Linked DNA regions of Homo sapiens: region 2 is linked to region 1. Evidence: chromatin loops called from intact Hi-C (ENCODE). Cell type or tissue: heart right ventricle. All regions are shown on one strand. Links, peaks and the distances in the headings refer to the core of each region. The heading gives the core; the rest is flanking DNA.

What was found. Hi-C counts contacts between places; a loop is a spot of excess contacts. Peaks named below come from ENCODE experiments on the same cell type or tissue, not always from the same donor. Only the 100,000 strongest peaks of a DNase experiment are listed, where the experiment ranks them.
Region 2: it touches region 1 in a loop (2.3-fold over the local background); 26 of 110 quality-filtered maps call a loop at or near these places.

The regions. Positions count from the first base shown.
Region 1 is chr5:66,738,482-66,746,591 of GRCh38, forward strand. All of the region lies in intron 1 of MAST4 (microtubule associated serine/threonine kinase family member 4), which reads left to right. Among named protein-coding and RNA genes, the nearest start is that of MAST4, 150 kb to the left of the region's middle. In heart right ventricle, for the core only: a CTCF peak has its summit at 3,826; DNase peaks (open chromatin) are centred at 3,777 and 4,087; H3K27ac peaks cover 2,051 bases.
Region 2 is chr5:66,601,243-66,609,352 of GRCh38, forward strand. All of the region lies in intron 1 of MAST4 (microtubule associated serine/threonine kinase family member 4), which reads left to right. Among named protein-coding and RNA genes, the nearest start is that of MAST4, 8.9 kb to the left of the region's middle. In heart right ventricle, for the core only: no CTCF peak of the experiment used is centred there; no DNase peak of the experiment used is centred there.

The DNA.
Region 1 (8,110 bases), core at 1,544-6,543:
TCTAGCCTCTGGGGATTCATCAGGGAGCAAAACAGACCCTGCCTTCATGAAACTTATGTTCTAATGGGGGAGGGAGACAATAAGCCAGCAAGTAAAATGTGCAGTGTGTTAGGTGCTAGGTACGGCGGAGGAGAATATAGCAGGAGCAGGTGAAGAATGGGTTCTGTGTTGCAAACATGTTTAATGCAGGCCAGCGTAGGTGGTTAGGATGCCCTCCTCCCGGTTGAAAGTGCTCCGACACAGGTCTGCTTTCTCGGATCTTGATTGTGCTGAATACTCAGCTGCTGTCAGGCCTTTTGCACTGTGAACCACACCATACTTTTAGGCTGTTCATAAATCCCTTTCTTCTTCTTTGAACTTTTATTTCTAACTTAAGTACCATTGTTGTTTAAATTTTTGTTATGAGATATTGTGACTACATAAGACCGAACTGTAAGAAACCTTAGAAGGTTTTTAGTCAATTACTTCCCTCTTTTAGAACAGTTATTGAAGTCTTAAATTATTGATACCTTCATTGCCATTTTCCTATAGATCTTTTTTTTTGCTTAATTAGCTACCGTGATGAAGAGTGCTTTATTATCAAGCAAAAAAGGCCATCACTTAAATGCATTTGTGTGATTTATGTAACAGTCATTCCTAAGATTTCAAAAGTAATTTTTTAGAGTTGAATTTCCTGCTTTTTCCTATATTCTCATTCATTGTGAAAATGGGGAAATGGCACATAGTTCTCATTTTTAGTGAAATATCATTTATGTAACATAAAGTGTAAAATTATGTTACACTTCCTTCCTTAGAGGACACCCAGTTGTTTAGTCGCATCTTTCTTCGGTTGTGGGGGCAGCAGTCATTCTTGTTTCCTTGACCTCTGTATTTCCTGGGGCAGGAATTTTTGGGAGAAAAAGAGGAGATGAGTAACACTGGTTTGCCTTAATCACAAAGGGGTAGAAATAGGTGGTAGAGAATGACTGGGGCCCTTCTTGACCTTGCTCCAAGGAGTTTTTAGAAATAGCCAGACCTCCTCTCTTTTCACATATATAGAGGCATTTCGACTTTGTTTCAGTCTTCTCTTCACTCCCCCTCAACAGCATATCTCTCAACGCCCTGGGGTAGTTGTCATCTAATAATGTCAAGTATAAGTAGATGTTTATTCCTGTGACACGTATACCGGATGTTAAATATGTCAAACCTTTTGCTCAGTGTTGGGGGCTGCACACAAGACACCGGGATTCAGAGCAGGCAGCGACCTATTAAGGAAGAATGGGATTATGTTTTCCCATGGCAAATGCTAAAACAGAAGACTCAGCTAAGCATTTTTGTACATGTTTTTTTTTCTGCCAAGCAGGATGTTATTTTCCATCACTCTTGTTTTTTTTTTTTTTTTCATCCTGCTTTTTGTAGGTGACATTTATTGAGGAATACTTCCTCTCCAAGACATGCTGCTGTTGAAGTTTGTTGTGAATGATTTTTAGGTTTCTTAGTAGTACTATGTTTAGGGCTATACCGGGGAATTAATCCATATCCTTTGTCTTGGGAATGTTGGGAGGTAGTGAGAAGTCATCAAGAGGCATAACTGCCTGAGGGCTGCTAGGCCTGTGGGAGGAACTGAGTGTGGATGTGGGTGGGTGGCTGCTGGAGGACTCATCAGTTGTGCCCTGCATAAAGTTGAAACCCTAAATAAAGTCGAAAGGCCATCTCATCACATGAGGAAAGCATTAGAGGCTGATGTAAACTCTTAAAAGAGACAGCAGAGGCTGGTGGAAGGCAGCAGAGAACATGTTGTGAGGCAGGAAAGATTAGGAAGTTGCTGTATGTCTTGGCTCAGAACATTGGCTGATGATTGATCTTGAGGAACACAGTGAAAACGTGCTGTCTCTTAAATTTAAATTATGTTTGCTGTGGAGACTCCTCAAGCAATTCCTCCTTGTGGAATGCACAGGTCCACATGGAAAATGCTGTATTTTCTACCTTAATATTCTCATTAACCATCATCTCCCAGAAAGAAGGTCCACGGAGTGCTTGTTACATCTGTGCTTGGCTCACAGAAGGCCTGCAAATGTTTGTTCCGTTTCTCCTTTCTTCTCTCCCATCCATCAGTCTTCCATAGCTTGGCTGTTTGTTTTGGAGGTGATCTTAGGAGGCTTACATAAATGTGGAGGTGGAGGAAGTAGAGAAATTCAGTGAGAACATGATTCAAAAAAGCAGAGTGGAAAAGGAAGCAGGCCCAGTGGAGCCTCTTCCACCTGTGCAACTTGGATCAGGTACAGTCGTCGCTCAAGCTGTTGGTCTGTGGCTGGGTGACAGTGCTGGTGCTGCCTGCGGGAATATGGAATGGAAAACAGTTCCGGAATGGCTTGTGTTTGACAGCTAACTGTGGGTCTCTGATACCTTGGGCAAGTCACTTATAAGCTTCGAAAACCTCAGTTTCCTTATCTGTGAAATGGGGATGATAATACCACATCAGAGGGTTGTTTTAAAGATCAAATGAGATAATGTTCTGAAAACACTTAAGATGGTGCCTGGCCTGTTTGGGAGAAGGCTGCTAGGTTGTGACCATGGAGAAAGGAGACATTGCTCACCCACCTTGCTTGCTTTTTCTCAAACATACTGAATGCACTCTGACTTCAGGGCCTTTGATACTTGCCATTTCCTTGGCCTGGAAGCTTCCACTCCCTGTGCAGCTCACCCCCTTCCTTCCTTTGGGTCTTTGTTCAAATGCCCCCCTCTTCAGAGCAGTCTTCTCTGGTCACTAATATGATAGACTAACCCTCATTCTTTGTCGCATCTCCTGCTTTCTTCTTCTTCACAGACCTTATTACCACCTGAAGAAAGGAACTTTGTTCTGGTCACTGCTGTCTGCACAGTGGCCAAACCACACTTGGCACATAGTAGATGCTCAGTGAATTTATATAAATCAGGCACCCACAAACCTGTTCTATAAAGGGCCAGATAGTAAATATTTTAGGCTTTGTGGGCTATATGGTCTCTGTGGCAGCTGCTCAACTCTGCTATAGTAGGCAGCATGTAGACACAACATAAAGAACGAGTGTGGCTGTGGTCCAATAAAATTTTATTTGGCACACAGGCTGTGTTTGCCAATCCCTGGAATGTCAATAACAGTGAAGGTCAGGAATGTACCTTTAGTGGATATAGTGGTTTGAGCTTTGTGGGAACGGGACCTCTCAACAGTGGACTCTAAAGGTGACTGTAACCTTTAGAGAAATATGTGGAATTGGAGGAAAAAGAACCCCATAGCCCTGGTGAGGAGGTGGCCTGGCTTCTGGCAGCTGTAATGATACTCATGGTCAGGGGATCGGTGTGCTTCACCAGCCAGGCCAGTCAGATGGGTATGTCTCCTAAATCAGAGCTGTTCTTTCATTTCTTGTGAACTGATTTTTGTTAATTTTTAAACACTTACATGGCAGAGGAATTCATTGCTTAAAATCCCTGTATAAGGAGAGGAAATCGAGTTGATCTACTGTAAGTTCAGGTTGTTATATACTAGAGCCCTAGATTTATTGAAAGGATGAGCATCTGTACTCCCAGAGCGGAGTGCTGTGTTCTCAGGCAATTTCAGGCTCTCACTTAGAAGCTTCCCCTTAGCTTGTCTCTTGTTTCCAGCCTTTCGATCCACACGCCTTCATTGCAGAGCTGGTCTACCAGTGAGGTGCAGGCAGGAATGGGAAAATAGACACTTGGAGCGTGAGAGACGGAGCTGGGTCAGATGCTGACCGTACAGTTGCTCTCGCGGTTCATCTGCCCGAGTCTGTTTTCAGAGTTCATAAGATGCCAGTGTGTTCACACTTCCCGAGGCGGCCACTGGTTGGCACTCAAGCTCATTAAGTTGTTCCCTGGGGTTCTTGTGTATTGGTGTGTTTTGTTTTTGCCCTTTAGGGGGAAAGGAAACAGAATTGCTACTCTTATTGGCTAAGATTAGTTGTAATTTTATTAATAATTTTAGAATAAAATTGTTTATAGACATGGTTAAAAAAACAAAAAGGAATGTGATGCAACTCTCAAAGCTCCTGAGCGCTCCTCCAGCTGCTGCCTTGGCCTTATTTAGGCAACCCCACCCAGTCCTTGGGGGCTGCCTGGAAGACTCAAGGGACTCTTGACAAATTATTTTCTGTTTTTACTACACTGTGGCTTCTGGTGAATACTTCTTTTAGTGGAGTTGCGAACCTGTACCCAAAGGCGAAATCTTTTCCTTTCCTGATTGCATGTGAAGGTGGGAACATCTTGAGTAACTTTGTGCTCTTGTAACCTACAGGAGAGTTTTCTTCTGGCAAGCGGAGGTGTCAGGCCTGTTTGGAGCCAGATCTTGTCGTCAAGAACAAATACATGAAGGAAGTTTGAGGAATGGTTGGTCAGCTAATCAGAATTCAGAGTACAGTGTCATCAAGTTGCTCACATGCTCATAACCCCGGGTGAATAGTAGAATAGGAAGAAAAGTTCAAGTAGATTTGTTTTCTGGGGAAATCTATCAAGCTATTAATTGTGAATAGTAGCTTGCACTCTGAATGCACTCTCACTTCAGGGCCTTGATGCTTGCCGGTTTCCTGGCCTGGAAGCTTCCACTCCCTGCGCGGCTCACCAGCTTCCTTCCTTTTGGTCTTTGTTCGAATGCCACATCTTCAGAGCAGCCTTCTCTAATCACTCATATGATAGAGCAGCCCTTGTTCTCTGTCCCATCTCCTGCTTTCTTCTTCTTCACAGCCTTTTCTTCTTTCTTTTGTTTTTCTCATTGCATTTCCCATGTCCCCTCTTCCTCCTCATGTATGTGTTTCTGTCATTTTCTCCTTCCCCTTTTTCTCTAGTTCATGTTCCCTTGAGAGGTTGGCAGGTTAGACCTGGCTCGTCTCTTGGGGACTGGGAATCCAGGTGGGGAAGTTTGCCTTGGGATTCAGCCCTGGGATGGCGTGACCTGGGAAGAGAGAAGCTGGGGTGTCAGTGCTATTACCCAAAGTTTTAAAGCAAGCCCTAAGTTCCTGCGTGCCTCCCACAGAGGTGGGGCGGGCATTTGGAAGTGCTTTGGGCAGGTTGGTGGCACAGGCCTGGCACTGGGTCAGAGTCCAGTCCTCCACAGGCTGCGTTTCAGTGGCAGGAGTTATCAGTGCAGGACGCTGGGCACAGGGTGGCCCCCAGACCTGGAGTTCTGGGGACACAGGGCAGGGAGACTAGTAATGGAGAGGCAGAGACTCAGCCCAGGGAAACAGGAGGATAGCAGGGCAGAAACCCAGTCAGATAGAATTCAGGGGTAAGACGGATCTATGCTGTGCCAGGGGGCTGCTGGTTTAAGGTCTTGGAATTTTAAAATTTTTTTCTCGTGGATTATACTTATAATTATTTATTAATAGATATTTATTACAATTGCATATTATGTATTGTTTTGGCTAAGAGAGAGATGATTGGTCTTTGGTTCTACAGTGGGACACAGCTTCGAGTGGAAGGGGGAGAGGGCACAGCTCTGGGGAACTCAGGAGCTAAGCAGGGCATTGCATTTTCTGAACATCTCTTATTTGGCCACTTTCTTCTCTTTTCCTCTTCCTCTCTCTCTTCTTTATCCCTCAGTCATTTCCTTCTCTTTCTTTACCATTCCCTTCATGTTTTCTGGTTATTTTTTTCCCTTTAAGAAGAAATAAAGCTGATAAGATAGCTCAAATGGCCCAGTGCCCCTCCATCCCCCAGAGACATCTCACCCTCTTACCATTTGCCAGTTGCTCAGCGGTTATCTTTCTGTGTCTTTCTGAATGATTTCCATTTTAACCACGTGGGGCCCCTGGGCTGCTGATAATTCGTGACTCATGTTTCTTAAGAATGCTTTTCTTAAGAACATTTATTTTGCCTCTTGGGTCAGAGCTATCCACTGTAGAGTTCCTCAAACAGCTCGTTTTCCCTCTTAATATGAAGTCATGAAATGAATATTAATTTTTAGCATTTGTCCAGTTAAAGAGCTTAAACGTTATTTTATAAGAAGTATGTATTAGTTCTTGCACTGCTATAAAGCAATACCTGAGTGAGTAATTTATAAGGAAAAGAGGTTTAATTGGCTCATAGTTGTGCAGGCTGTACAGGAAACATGGCAGCTTCTGCTTCTGGTGAGGCCTCAGGAAACTTATGACCATGATGAAAGGTGAAGGGAAAGCAATGCATGTCTTACATGGCAGGAACAGGAGCAAAGGGATGCTACATACTTTTAAAACAACCAGATCTCAGGATAACTCACTCACTGTCACCAGAACAGCACCTAGTGAATGGCACTAACCCATTCATGAAGGATCTACCCCCATGACCAATCACCTCCCACCAGGCTCCTCCTCCAACATTGGGGATTACACTTCAACATGAGATTTGAGTGGGGATACAGACTCAAACAATATCAAAGAGTTTATTTTAAAGCTTTTTCCAGAAACTTGTATAAAGTTTATTTTTGGCTTCGATGCATGTTATTGAACAGGTCAACAATTGATTGTTTTCCTTTATAGTTCTGAAAAAATGTACTAGGCTAAGAAAGCATAGGGAAGGGGGAAGAGAATAAGCAGTTGAGAGCCTTTTTGGTGTCAGGTATGATCCCAGGAGCTGTGTATTGATCATTAATTGACCAAGATCCTGTGAGTAGGATATAATTATCCTTATTTTATAGATGAAATTAAAACTTGTTCACCTTAAATTTATACGGCTGATAAGTGGCTGGATGAAGTCCCAGCTGTGGGCTTGCCTCAAACCACTGCCTTCCTCCTCACCACTGTTTTCTGATCCTTTTGGGTGGTGTAATGTGATGAGCTGCACGATGCCTTCAGCATCTGGTCCATAGGAAGCAGTTGCTGCCTAAAGAAGGGTAGATGTTTAGGATCTTAAAGGCCCACATTATGATGTATGGTGCCCATGGAGTGGGAGAGACTGCTCTTTCTCTCTTACCTCTTAGAACGTGGTGGATGGATTTGAAAAGCCCCCAATCAGAAGGAAAATAATTATAGCATGTGTTTAGATACCGCTAATTATCAATTAATCGATCATCGATTAATGATCAATATACAGCTCCGTACTGCTCTGTGCTCCATCCTGGACTGGCTTCTGGGTACCTGAGAGGACTGTAACCTATGTGAGTAAATGCAATTGAAGGCATTAAGCAATACCAGCATTGCCCAGCTAACAAGGTAAGGAAAATAATTTATTAGGTGTTGGACCACAGCTCTGCTCAAAGCTGTAGAATTGCTTGTACCTGACTCTGTCCCGACTTTTGCCATGTTGTCTTAATGGTTGTGGTTTTGTGTCTGTGGACTTGGATGGAAGTGTCCCAAGGAAGATGACTGTATCTTTTCTGTTTTCTAGCTTTAACCTTTAGCGCAATGTCTAGTCCATAGTAGACATTTGGGTAAACAAATTTTTTTAAAGCAATTCTGGGTTGATAGAGTATGTGGGAGTAGAAAACCAGAGGAAATCATACACTTGATTGTAACAGTGATGAATACTGCGGGACTGCAGGAAGCACAGCACATAGGCAGTAGGTTGTGGGTGTAGAAATTTGGGTTCTGGTCTGCGTTCGTGCACCAGTCATCTTTCTAAATCTGGGCAGTTCATTTGACTTGTCTGGGCCTCCATCTTCCAGTAAAACCAGGAAATTAGACTACAGATGATTTTTAGGTCCTTTCCACTGCTTAATGTTTTGTGATTCTGTAATTCTATCTTAAAAATTGCCGCCATAGAAACCCTAGAAACTACTTGGGTAGCCAGCCAATTAGGATTGAACTGGATCATTTGGATTGGTTGACACCAGGTTCTAAGAATCCTGTCTTTGTGGAGTCTTCTCAGACTGGGGATGTAAGAGGAGGTTAAGGTTGACTTTCCAAAGCTTTGGGCACCTTGCCACAGTGAGCCTTTCTGGAACACAGTCGAACAGAGGAAGAAATGTGGGCTTTGTAGTTGGGCATCTTGGGCTTGATTTCTCATAGTACCTCCTAATGAGCTGAGAGCTGTGAAGGATTTATCTTTCTGAATCCTTTTCCTCTTTGGTAAAATGGGAATACTACTGCCTAGTAGGGAGTCTACTTTCTCTCCCAAAGCTGGAAGCAGGCATATAATGTCAGGTTTTGTGGCATCGTGTGGGAATGTT
Region 2 (8,110 bases), core at 1,080-6,079, 140 kb before region 1:
ATCTTGGCATATTTATTATTTAGTCTACTTTTGGACTCTACCAAATTCAGTAAGAGCCACAAGATCAGAAAATCAGTCAACCAAAATGTATTGAGTCTGACTCTGAGACATCGTCCTGGGCACAGAGATGGTTTTGACCCCAGGGAGCTTCAACTCTAGTTGGGGAGATAGTCACTAAATATGTGATTATGAATTAATTGGTTTCAAAAAGTGGCAAATGGGGAACAGGCTGTGAGGTAGCATGTGGCTGCACTTGTAAGTCACTGAGTCTGGTGTTAAGGACTGAGTCACTGAGGAAGTGATCTGTGAGCTGAGACCCCCAGGATGAGCAGGAGTTAGGTGGGGGAGGGCAAGGGAAGGACAGGTGTGATCCAGGTAGCAGGAGGCCTTGAAGCAGGAGAGAGCATGGGTCCATGGCTCTGAGAGGATTCTGAGTTGTTAGGTGTGGAGGAGAGAAGAGCATGACATCTCATGACATTTGATAGAGAAGCAGCAGCCGGGTCATACAGAGCTGTCTGGACTTTATTCTAGAGGCAATGGGAGCCATTGAAGGATTTGAAGCAAAGAAGTGACATGATCAGATTTGTATTTTGGGAGGGTCAGGAAGTATGAAGCCCACCTGCTGGGAACTGTTGATATAGCCTAATCGTTCCAGAGTTGGAATTGATAACCTGAGAAGATGTCCCTTTAGCAAATTGTGTGGGGGTGAGATGCGATTGTCCCTAGTAGCTTAGGTACTCCAGGTATATGCATATACCTATGAAATACATACATATGAATACATATGAAATACGTGTGAAATACAATATGAAAATACATACATATGAAATACTTTTGATCTGTTGAAGAGAACATCTTAGTGTTAATGCTACTTTTCACTGCCATACCATTGTAACTCTAGTATTGAAGGAAAAACTTTATTACCATGACGGGAGAGTGAGGAGAGGGTCTTGTGAATGCCCATTTCCAGAGTAAATTTCAGGGACAGATTTACCTGGGGTGAGCATGAAGGGAGATGGTCTGAGGTTGTGCCTCTCTGTTGACAGGAAGTGTGGTGTTTGGGTACTAACACGCATTACCAGTCTTTCTTGGATTTTCCTAAAGAGGAAAGGGTCACTACCAAAGAACGAAGGCTTTTACCCTTTCCACTCTGGTCTGAAGTACTCCAGGGAATGTCAAATACTTAACATTTTGCCAGTGTTTTAGAGCCTGTGACAAAGGCTATCCACTCAGACCTAGTGGATACAGTGCAGGAGTCCAGGCGGATTTTTTTTTTTTTCTAGTTTGGCTTTGTAAGGAAGGTCATGGAAGTGGGGTATAAAGATGATAAACTGGAAAAAGAATCCTCATAGGACGTGTCCCACAGTGAGAAGGGTCCATGACCTGGTGGCTTGGCCTTAGAAAAAGCTGAGTGGGGGCTAGGGGGTGTGCATCTTAGAAGAGATGATTGTGTGTTTTAGATGAAAACCACCCTGCGTGTTTTCTGGTTATGTTCTTACATTCTATAGTGTTGCCAGAAAGGGCTTGCATTCTTCTCCTTCATTCCTTTAGAGCTAGCAGCCAGTGTTTCCCTGCTTTGAGGTCAGAGTCTGTAGTGACTAAGGGGACAGACTTTGGCTAGGTTCTTATTGCTGAGGCTGTTTCCTCATCTGTAAAATGGGCCTGTAGTTTTTATTCCTGAGGGTCATTATAAGGATTAATGAGATGTTTTATGGAGAGTACCCAGCATGGTGTGTGGTGCTTAGTAAGCACTCCATAATGGTATTTGCTACTATTACCGAGTGTGGAAAAGCTGGTTTATGCAGGGTATTGGTACCATCAGCACCATAGGCAGGTACATAATAAGCAAGAAACCTACAAGTCCCTTGCCTGATGGATTATGCTTCTAGCATATTTTGTTGGTAGTCCTGGCAGGCTTTCATTCATGAGTAGGTAGATATGTAACAGTTATCCCTTTTAATTTCATGGGCAGAGCATTCATTATGAGGTACTAACAGCAAAGCTTTATTGTATATGATTCATTAACCCTTCTGTTAAGACACCGTTTCTCTTTTGCTCATGGAACCTGTTCTTAGTGATCAGTTATTAAATAATATCCTGCAAGATTTTATGAACATGTAAATTACTAGCTGCACCCAGAGATTTAGTCAGAAGGCAGTGTGTCAGCCATGTCCTGGGGCTAGTGACATGACCATGTACTTCATTTCAGCTTCCTAGAATAATGATTTGGGGGATGAGAAAGGAGTAGGAAGGAAATCAGGTGATTATCTGGAAGTCAACCTTGGTTCATATAAGCATGAAAGATGGTGCAAGGCAGATGGTATGCAGCCATCCCAACTTCTCAGAGGGGAAATCTGTTAGGAATGCAATAGAACTTTCAAAAATACAAGAACTCCTGTATGCAGATTACCTAACACAAATTCTGTTTTGTCTCCTTGGAACAGTATAAACATTTTGGTTTTTAAGACAAAAATGCAAATAACCTAGTAGCCCTTTTGATATAACTCAAGCTGGTGCAGTGATTGCAGTTCACTTCTCTTCCAAACAACTGGTGTTCTGCTCTGTGCACTTGTTCAGGCTAACATTTACACAACTTTGCATCATTTAGTTCAGAGCATCTTGTTCTCTTTTATGTGTCCAGTATTTTGTCTGGCTTCTTATTTGATGATGTTATTTTAGGTTAAAGCATACCAAAATACAAAATTAAGCAGAAGTTGGTTTCGCCAACAGCTGCTGCGCATTTGTGTTTTTCCCTTTCTTCACCCTTCTCTCATCGCCCTTTCACCTGGTTCAGAATTCCTAGGAGGGATTGGATAATAGTCATCTGTGCTTCCAGGGTTAGGAGAGAAAGCCATGCCCTAAATGTGAAATGCTGGTTCAGGACTGTGGTCCTTGGTACAGACACATACTCTGAAGTCACATTTAAGTTTATGGAACTTGTGTGAAATTCCTGGTGGCGATTCCAGCCTCCCTTAATGAAAAGCAGTCACTGCTTATTTAATGATTTGAATTCATAACTAGACACATGTCTGTGAGACAGCTTATAAATTTGTATCCTAGGCCTGTACTCTTGCCAGCCCATCAATTCCCCTCTCAGACACAGTCGATATAATTTTGATTATGATACTTACCTCCACTGAACCTTTCAGTCCAAATGCTTTGTAATGATACTGGGGAAGGGGGAATGATGGTAGGTGGGAGGGAAGATGGAATACTGATAAATTGAACTTCTTAACTAATTTTATAGGCTATCATGTGGAAAATGAAAATTTAATTTTAATGTTCTTGGTTTGTGCTTTTGCGGTGTTTTCAGTGGGCAGCAGGATCACAGGTGCACCCAATTTAGTGTGGGTAGATGACTGTCTGTTAAACTCACATCAGATGTGGGTCTTTTGGCCTCTGCCTTAGAACTTGGCTAGCTCCTTTTTTTGATAAGCTGAGAATTTAGGTGTGTTCCTTTCTGGCTGGTGATTTTGTGCCTCTTTGTGTTTGTCTAACAAAAATAATCTCAGACTTCCTTCTTAACATTTTTCTTTTCAGGCATTTCTCCATACAGAGATAGATGTACTTGCTGCAATGCAGGAAGGGCCTCAGGGCCTCATCAGTGGTAGGGAAACTAAGTCAAATTGGGTTAAAATTGGAGGTTAAACTATTAGGTCGGTGTACACAGTCACTGAGACTGACATTCACAAAATCCTCACATTTGAAATTACTTCTTAGGGCAGTCATAGCCAGCGAAATTGCATTATGGTATTGAAATGGAATGAAGTTGTGATGAAATCTATTTTGTGTATAAAAGTTCAACAACTAATTTCACAAATTAGTTTATGAAATAAATTAGTTCCCTATAAGCATATCTACCTCCTACATAAGACAAACTCACAAAATTTGCTTTTTACTCACATACTTTTAGCTGGAGTGGCTTGATTGAAATAACCTGAGCCCTCACCTAGGCTTCATTTGAAGAGTGGCTCTGAGGATACTTAGATGCAGCCAAGAAGAGGAGGGGAGGATTGCTCTGGAGGAAAACTCAGGCCCAGAGAAAGAAATACAGAAAGGTTTTACTTCAAGAGGAGAGTTTCAGACATCCTAAATGAGCAGAATATATACCTGCAAAACCCAAGAAAATGTTGACTTTCCCGTCCTCATGGCTCTTAGCAGACTGGTAAGTAGAAGCGCCCTGTTAAGTCTATGCAACCTGAGTTTGAAAATTGAGGGTGCCTGAGCAGGAGAGCGAATGAGAGGAAAATTACTTGTCAAGTAAGACTGTCCCTTTGCCTTATATTTTGGTACTTTACTGTTCAAAATACTACATTGGTAAATTTTAATTCACATACTTTTTTCTTTCCTTGGAATTACTTGGTTATTTGTTCTACAGTCAGTGACCAAGTCTCCCTAATTGGCTACCCTGGTTTATTGTTGCTTGGGGAGTGGGACAGTCCCCAAAGAGCCTGTAAGACCCCTGAGGGTCAGCTTTAATCCACGGTGATTGTTGGGTTCTCGCCACGATGCATGCAGATTCCCTTTTCAGAGGACAAGGGATTAAAGGGAAATTACAACTTGGAACTCTTGATTTTTCTCCTTAGAAACCTCAATATCGTTTTTGTTTTCAAGATTTCCACTTTTGACATTAAAACATTTCTACCCAGAGAAAGCTTAGCCTAAGTGTGTGAGCAGCAGCCTGAGGGCAACCGTTTTAGAATTATCAGGTAAGACTGGTTGGGAACAGTTATGCTAGTAGAGTAACAACAATGACAATTTTGTAACCTGCTAAAATCATATCATTTTATATTCTTTTAAAGTTATTTCTGAATCACCAGTTTCTGTGTATCAGGTTACCTGTCATTCCTTGTTCTTATTCTTGCTTCTTTTTTTCTTCTTCTCTATCTATAGTTTTATCATCAGACCTTTAAAAAGAACACAACAAATGCTTTAGCTAGAAGATGGCAGAAAAGCCTCTTGTTAAACAGAATGTTTGGGGGCAAAGCCTTTTTTGGTTACTGAATTTTATGATTCATAAAAGATTAATTTGAAAGTTCTTCTTGTTCTCACCTTGTTGCTTGCTTCTTTTTCTAGAATGTCATGGTATGTTTTCTTGCCTTATTCTGTGCTGAACAAGCTATTTTTTTTTAAATAATTGGACATCTTGTAATGCTTTAGGGCTCTCTGGCCATCAGTCATCTTTGAAAACTATTGAAGATGTGAAGGTAGAAAGTGAGTATAAAATTGTGCTGTTAACAAAAGTAGTTATCTTGATTTCTCTTTTCTCACTTTAAAAGCTGAAGTTAGCAAAATAAGTTCTGTTTTTGGAGGTTTGTGCTGCATTATCTTTGTTCCTGCATTGTGCCAGGTTTTGCATATATGTTGTTAATATTTGTAGTACTTACAGTTTGCACAGCCTTTTCTCATATTGCCTATTTTCTATAAATTTCTCTTCGTGAATCTCTCCCACTGGTTTGTGAACCCCTCAGGTGGAAACCATGTCATATCAACTCAAATCTTGCAACAGGGAGGGTGCATGGCATATAGTGGGTAAAAATAATACATTACACAAAATCGCACTTGAGACATAATGTGTGGCGAAGCAACATTCTGAAAGTGAATTTGCTCATTTAAATTAAATATTAAATGAGTATATGAATTTACTCATTTAAATATTAAATGAGTATATGAATTTACTCATTTAAATATTAAATGAGTATATGAATATACTCATTTAAATTAAATATTAAATGAGTGTATGAATTTACTCATTTTCACACAAGCCTTTTTGAAATTCAATTGATCATTAAATTGGTCTACACTACCATGTTACAGCTAAGTGACCCATTCAACCTCATACAAGTGAGGAGGAGAATAGTAGGGAGATACTGGGACAAGGGCAGGTTTGAGGAGATCATCAAGCCTCTTGGTCATCTCTGCATCCCAGAGCCTGGCACAGAACCTTGCATGATGTGGCACACAATGATCAATTGCTGAATAAATGAGAATGCCATTTAGGGGATAGGTTGCTCTGCACTTAGCATAAAAGTTTAGATTAAGCGTCTGTAGAACTTTTGTTAAGGTTAGTGCTAAGACATAAAGCTGCTATAATCCTGGGTTTTAGGACACCAGTTAATGGGATAAGTGAGTTTCTACAAATGAAAGAGTTTGCCTGTAACCCAATTCTTATTTTCCTGTTGGCTTTGGGGAGTTGTATTCTGCCAGGATAATTCTTGGTTATTCATTAAAATTATACTTGTAGCAGTTAAGGCATTTTTGGCCACATGTTAAAAGGAATTATTTTGGTTTCTGATGAAGTATTGACAGCTAGCTTTAACATGTTAACAGTAATATTGGGCTGTACTCAGTTCTCAGGGTAATGCTGCTGTGAGTGGAAATGGATTGCAGGAATTTGGTCAGTAGTGAAAGTATTGGCCTGGAAATTGGGGAATCTGAACTCCTGCCTTGGCTTCTTGCTAGGCAAGTTATTAGCATCTCTGATCCTCATCTGTGATGAAATAAGAGGTCCTTCTTAGCTACAGTTTTTTTATTTGCCTCTTATTACAAAATATTACCTTTAAAACTTAGTTTTCATCACTCTATACTTTTTTAGGAACTGTTGATTGACATTTTCTTTTTGACGGACTTGATAATTGGTGTTTTCTGATTTGTCAATAGGCACCTATTCTTCCTGTCCCACCTAGCTTTATTAAAGTATAATTGACAAAAATGTATATATTTATGGTGTACAACACGATGTTCTGATATGTATATATTTTGAAATGAAATGATTAAATCAAGCAAATTATATCCATCACCTCACATGCTTACTTTTTTTTTTTGTTTTTTTTTTTTGAGACAGAGTCTCTGTTGCCCACGCTGGAGTGCAGTGGCACTGTCTTGGCTCACTGCAACCTCTGCCTCCCTGGTTCAAGTGATTCTCATGCCTCAGCCTCCCGAGTAGCTGGGATTACAGGCGTGCCACCATGCCTGGCTAATTTTTGTATTTTTAGTAGAGACAGGATTTCACCATGTTGGCCAGGCTGGTCTCAAGCTCCTGACCTCAGGTGATCCACCTGCCTTGGTCTCCCAAAATGCTGGGATTACAGACATGAACCACTGTGCCTGGCCTTTTTTTTTTTTTTTTTTTTTTTTTTTTTTTGATGGCGAGAACATTAAGGTCTATATATACATTCTTGACGGGAATTCTCAAAAGGATCCTTACTCATGAATTCTACCTTTCAGATAATGCTTACATAGGAAAATATGGACGACTTATATGTTCTGCTTTAATTCTTTTACACTTATTTGGTATGTCTCTGTCAGTATCCCTAGCAAGTGTTGAGGGTACTGTCTCTCACCTCCCAATCCCTGCGGAGGAGTTTGACTCCAGAGGACATGGTCAGTTCTGTGTTTGTCTTGATGCTGGAGCACTCTGTTGTGTCATCTCACCCATTCAAATGCTCAGGCTTCTGTGTGGCTTTTGAAATACTTACATTCTTTGAATAGTCATTCTGAGCATGGCACGTCAGTTTTAGAATAAGTCTTGTAATAGATGGCTGGTAGAAGCAGCAGGGGAAAGCGGGGGGCGGGGGGGAGAACGCGAGTCTTCTTCTCAGTACAGGGTAACTTTAGAACCTGTGAATTAGGATCTTAACTGTCTGACCTAGGACTGTCCTTTAGAAAATGCTGTGGTGTGGCTATCTGTTGAGTTGTTTTTGAAGTAATCTTAACACTAGAAGATATTGTTCTAGATGGAATCACAAAGGATGGTTTTTGGTGCCAACCCTTGGAGACTGAGTGTGGAATTGGATCTTTCTCCCTTAGATTTTTTTTTTTTTTTTTTTCCCTGTAAATCCTTGGATCAGTGGCAGAGTCTGCAGGCTCCAAACAGAAAGACTTGGGTTTGGATTTTTCCTGCTGCCTGGGATGATTTTCCTTTGGCCACGTGTCACAAGTCTATCACTCCTGTGTCCTAGACCAACTACTTCTGATTTTAAAAAGTTAGTCTTTTATTTAAAAAGGTTTGTAGGATCTCCGTTTCCCTGGGCAGCCAGGGCTTTCCTGTATGTTCTGGACATAGCTGCCCAGCCCTTAAAGTGGACTGAAAGTCTATTTGCATAGTTAA